Linked DNA regions of Homo sapiens: region 2 is linked to region 1. The links are chromatin loops, found by intact Hi-C in ENCODE. Cell type or tissue: mesothelial cell of epicardium. All regions are shown on one strand.

Region 1 (2,500 bases):
CTGTACAGTTACCCAAAGTGCATTGACCTGTGGGCCGAAAATAGTAGGGGCAGCCTGCATTGCTGGGGGGCTTGGGAAAGGATTGTTCCTAGGACTCAAAGCACCACCCAGACCTCTTTAAAGGCAGTGAGAGCGAGGAGGAGGAGTTCAGGAGTGCAAACCTCTCCCTTAACATCTGTAAAAACTGAGGCCTGGAAAGATAGGCTTAAGAGAACACATGTGACCTGGATCTGTATGTGTGGCTCAGTCACATCAAACTGCCCAAACACTAGAGACTACTGCTCTGTGGTCCCAAGTCATCTTAGTTCAGCACTTTAGGGGGCTTAAAAAAATGCTACTGTTGTTTTTGTCGCTTAAAGAAACTGCAGGTATAATTTGTCCATCTCTAAAATGTAGGCTTCCCAGTTTGCCCAGTTCACATTGGCATTGGGACCCAACCATAGACACTTAGCCCCTTCCAGGAGCCAAGAGTGAGAACTGGAGGAAGCAAGGGTGAGGGCAGCAGGCTAATTCCCCCCACAGGGCTCCTTTCTCTGGAACCAGGAGAGTGAAGTTACCAGGAGGACCCTCAGGGGGGAGGAACCCAATGGGAGGACCCTGCTACTGGATCCCACTGTTTTTTTCCTAACCGGTCAGTTGAAAATGCATCCTGGATAAAGACACAGATCCTTGGGTGGCGTGAGCTGTTGTTTCTCTCCCACAATCTTCCCCCAGCAAGCACACCTCACCTAATCTGTGGTCTCCTGAATGCTGGAGAGATGTTAGGCCCCACCCCCTGAGGTTGTTAGGACATCGGAAGGTCGCGCCATCCTACTTGGCTCCCGGCTGTGAGCAGAAGGGTCGTGAGCCAACCTGTGGTAATATGCACCCCTATCGGACCTTCGTTTCCCACCACATCCCTCCACGGACCTTGTTTTAGGCAATGCACTGACCCATGCTCCGATTTTTAGAAATTTCTAAAAGCCTGGAAAGGAGCCAGGAGGAGGCCGGGAGGAAGCCCTCTATGGAGAAGGTTCTGCCCAGGCCTCCCCAACTCCTTACCCACCCGTGCCCCAGAGAGAAGTGGCTCGCTGCTCACACCCCCTCCTGCCAGTGCAGCGCGAGTAAGAGCGCCCAAGGGACCACAGCTGGCATCCCAGGGGTTAATTTCGGAGCAGCCCAGGTGGAGGTCGAGCCCCCAGCCCCGTCGGCACCTCCAGGCTTCCGAGGCCACCGGAACGGAGGAGGCTTCGGTGGCTCTTTGTCTACCTGCTCTGGGTGTTAAAGAGCCCGCTCGCAGCCTGCATCGCCGGGGCTCGGGACAGAAGTCAGCGGCGGGGAAATGGGGCTCTGTCACTTTAAGTACAGCTGGAGCCGTAAGTACAAGCCCTGGTGGTGGGGAGAAAAGGGAGCGGAGGGCAGGCGAGGGTTAGGTTTCCGACCCTCCGCGTGGCCCACAGCTCATACCTTTTCGGGTGTCCCCGGGTGTCAGGCGAGAGCGGTCCTGGGGGGCGCTGGGTGCCCACCCGGTGAATGGCCGCCTGAGCCGGGGAAGATGCTTCATCTGCCCCTGCCCAGATCCGGAAGAACGGTGAATTTCCCCCGCAGGTAAGCGCCCCCACCCCCCTGGCCTCACCGCCAGACCGCAGAGCTGGGGTCGGGTTTGTGGCACCCCCAGCCCCGCCGCAGCCCCCCAGTTCCGCCGCAGCTGCAGTCTCAGGGGCAGTGGGTGTGGGGTCCGCAAGAAGGAGGGTCTTGGCCGCGCTCGCTTTTCCGCCAGAGAGGAGTGCCTGCGCCGCCGGAGCCTCCGAGCTCCTGGACGTTTGGCTTACGGGCATCTGGGGCTGGGAGTGGGTGTGTGGAGGGCTCTAGGGAGTGGAAAGGGAAGGAAAGGAGCTTAGGCGCCCAGGAGACCTGGACGGAGCTGAGACAATAGCGCAACTTGATTGAACTTCGATGGTTGCGGCTGTGGCGCGTGGGGGCCCGGCCTGTGAGGGTCGGGGGTCCTGGGGACCAGGCGGGTGGAAGGAGGAGGGGCTTGCAGCCCCAGGTCGGCCCTGCCAAGGTCACCCTAGTTCCGGAAGCTCCGGGGGTCGTCCTGGGGTGAAAGGAGGTGGTGGGAGGCGGAAGGATGAAACGGGGGAGGGAGGGGACGTTGAATTTGTGACCGTACTGCTGGCTGGATACTTCCGAGAGAGAGTGAAGCCTGGTGCTCTACCCTGGGAAGGGGTGAAAAATCGGAGAGCCGGGTAATTTGGGGAGACGCACAGTGAGGGACTGGTCGTGTAAGGTGAGGGCAAGGCACAGAGGCTCCTTCATAAAGGGGAAGTGAGTGTAACCACAGCTGGCCCTGGGACTCTCTGAGCTGACTTGGAAACTGCACTTCCAAGGGAGAATTAGGAAATTCCACCGGCCTGAGAAAGGGGGCTGGGGTTTCTGGGATTTTTTAGCGGGGTGGGCAGGGGAGGCTTCCCATCTCACTATTCTCACCCCATATACACTCTCCTTCCCCTCAGCCTCC
Region 2 (2,500 bases), 370 kb after region 1:
TTCTGGAAGAGGAGCCCATCACTTCCGTTTGTCACTTTGGTCAGAGGGGTGCTTCCTCACCGGTCTTCAGAAAAGTTTGTTGAATAGATAGATAAAGCCAAGAAGTGCCCTACACTCTTCTTCTGTGATGTAAGTGCAAAGTTTCGAACCTTGGTTTATCATTAAGAGTTATTTTCTTTCTTTCTTTCTTTCTTTTGAGACGGAGTTTCACTCTTGTTGCCTAGGCTAGAGTGCAATGGCATGATCTTGGCTCACTGCAGCCTCTGCCTCCTGGGTTCAAGCAATTCTCCTGCCTCAGCCTCCCGAGTAGCTGGGATTACAGGCATGTGCAACCACGCCCGGCTAATTTAGTATTTTTAGTAGAGATGGGGTTTCTCCATGTTGGTCAGGCTGGTCTTAAACTCCCAACCTAAAGTGATGCATGCACCTTGGCCTCCCAAAGTGCTGGGATTACAAGCGTGAGCCACCGCACGCAGTCTTTTTTTTTTTTTTTTGAGATAGAGTCTAGGTCTGTCGCCCAGGCTGGAGTGCAGTGGTGTGATCTCAGCTCACTGCAACCTCTGCCTTCTGGGTTCAAGTGAGTCTCATGCCTCAGCCTCCTGAGTAGCTGGAATTACAGCTGCACGCCACCATGCCCAGCTAATTTTTGTATTTTTATAGAGTCAGGGTGTCACCATGTTGGCCAGGCTGGTCTCAGACTCCTGACTTCAAGTGATCTGCCCGCCTCGGCCTCCCAAAGTGCTGGGATTATGGGTGTGAGCAACCACACCCGGTGGAGTTCTCTTCTATAATATTTATACTTCATCTTTCAAAAATTGAGCCCATATTGCTGCATGCCAAGCATTGTGTGCCCGAGTGATGCACAGGTCACTTCATTTAATCTTCACAACAATCCTGTGAGATAGGTAACCTCATGCCCAAATTACAGAAGAGGCTCTGTGAGGTCAGAAACTGGCCCAGGTCTCACAGCTGACTAGTGAGGAGCTGAGATTTGCTAGGATGACCTGACACTCTGAATTCTCTAAATTCCACCTCCTTAACACAATACATGTAGTCAGGGAAGGCCTGACTTTATATTATTCATTGGCCCCGAGAGCTGACTCAGACTCCTGTGGCAGCCCCAGGAGTCCTGGGTTTCAGAGGGAGTGGGAGGTGGGCAGCAGAGGGGCCCTCGAGTTTCGATAACCCCCCTGCACTTAGGCTACAGGCTGCATTGTATGATAGCGACAGACCCAGACCAGAATCCCTTCACCCTCCTCTCTAGGGTGGAGCCCCTTCCAGCAAAGCTGGCCCAGCCCTGTGATGTCACACCACTGGGCAGGGCTTCTGGGGATTGGTGACACCCAGCTGACGTCAGGGAGGTGGAGAAGCCGCAGGTCCCTCTTATCCCCAGGGCAGTTCAGGGGCTTGACTGCATTTTAGCGATGATTGTAGTTACAGATTGCTCTCCGAAACACTGGGCAGGAAAAGCTTGCTGGTGTTCTGCTTTTGGCTCTGGGATTTGAACCCATGACTGGCTCAGGAGACTTGAGATTACCAACGTGCTTTGTGTCCCCAACAAGTCACTTGTCCTCTCTGGGCCATCTCTAGAGCACAGCCTCCTAATTCAATAAAATGAAGAGGCTGGAGGAGAGATTGCCAAGGACTCTTTCAAGAGGCCCAGATAGGAGAGCAGGAGGATCGGGGGGTGGGGGGGTGTTCTGAGTTGGCCCTGTCATGGCCCTAATCTGTCCTTCCCCCATCCTTCACTCCCCCTCTTATCCCTGGTGGCCCCGGAGTGAGAACGTGACTCATCCAGCTCCAGGCACCCAGTTTCAGCCTTGCCCCACCCCTGCCCCGGGCCTCTCATTTGCTGTTTACCCCCCAGGAGCAGGTGCACCTGGGTCACCTCACCGCAGGAAGGAGAGATATAAGGCTCTAGGGCACAGCCTGACTCCACACCCACAGATTGCCCAAGGCCAGCACAGGGGTTGGAGCTCTCTAGAAAGGTGAGGCACTTGGGGAGCATAAAACAGCTCCAAGTGGGCCCACCACCCTGTCCAGCTGCTGAGCTCAGCCCGCTGCCTCTCATCTCTTCCCATGGGTTTGTCTTCATTCACCCACTGCCCCTAGAGCAGCCCAGGCCCCGCCCTCAGCCTGAGGACCCTGTGCAGAGCTCAGCCAGTTCCAGGAGGGGAGGGCCTCTTGAAGGCAGTCGGGGGCCAGGGGAGCTGGTGCTCACATTGAGGAGCTGTGGAAGGCAGGCCTAGGCCCACACATCCTGTGCTAAGAAGAGAGGACAGGGTGTGGAAGGAGGGGTTGGAGTGGGAGACCCATAGCCTGATTCAGCCCCGAATGGAAAAGTGAAGTTATGGGGGGACTGAAAGGTTTGGTGACAGATACTGGGATGTGAGTCTGGAAAGCGGCTTTGAGTCATGGCTTGGCATCTACCCTCCCTTTGTGACCTTGGCCATGTCCATTGCCCTCTTATCCCCATCTGTACAAGGCAGGCGCCTCAGTG

What was found. Hi-C counts contacts between places; a loop is a spot of excess contacts. Peaks named below come from ENCODE experiments on the same cell type or tissue, not always from the same donor. Only the 100,000 strongest peaks of a DNase experiment are listed, where the experiment ranks them.
Region 2: it touches region 1 in a loop (17-fold over the local background); 1 of 110 quality-filtered maps calls a loop at or near these places.

The regions. Positions count from the first base shown.
Region 1 is chr1:201,738,490-201,740,989 of GRCh38, forward strand. The region is part of intron 7 of NAV1 (neuron navigator 1); the gene reads left to right. The region is part of intron 2 of IPO9-AS1 (IPO9 antisense RNA 1); the gene reads right to left. The region is part of intron 1 of LOC124904483 (a long non-coding RNA gene); the gene reads right to left. Among named protein-coding and RNA genes, the nearest start is that of MIR5191, 20 kb to the left of the region's middle. RefSeq lists a silencer at 2,269-2,368. In mesothelial cell of epicardium, no CTCF peak of the experiment used is centred here; DNase peaks (open chromatin) are centred at 1,322 and 1,722.
Region 2 is chr1:202,104,645-202,107,144 of GRCh38, forward strand. All of the region lies in intron 1 of LOC105371684 (a long non-coding RNA gene), which reads right to left. Among named protein-coding and RNA genes, the nearest start is that of GPR37L1, 17 kb to the right of the region's middle. RefSeq lists an enhancer at 1-343. In mesothelial cell of epicardium, no CTCF peak of the experiment used is centred here; a DNase peak (open chromatin) is centred at 1,307.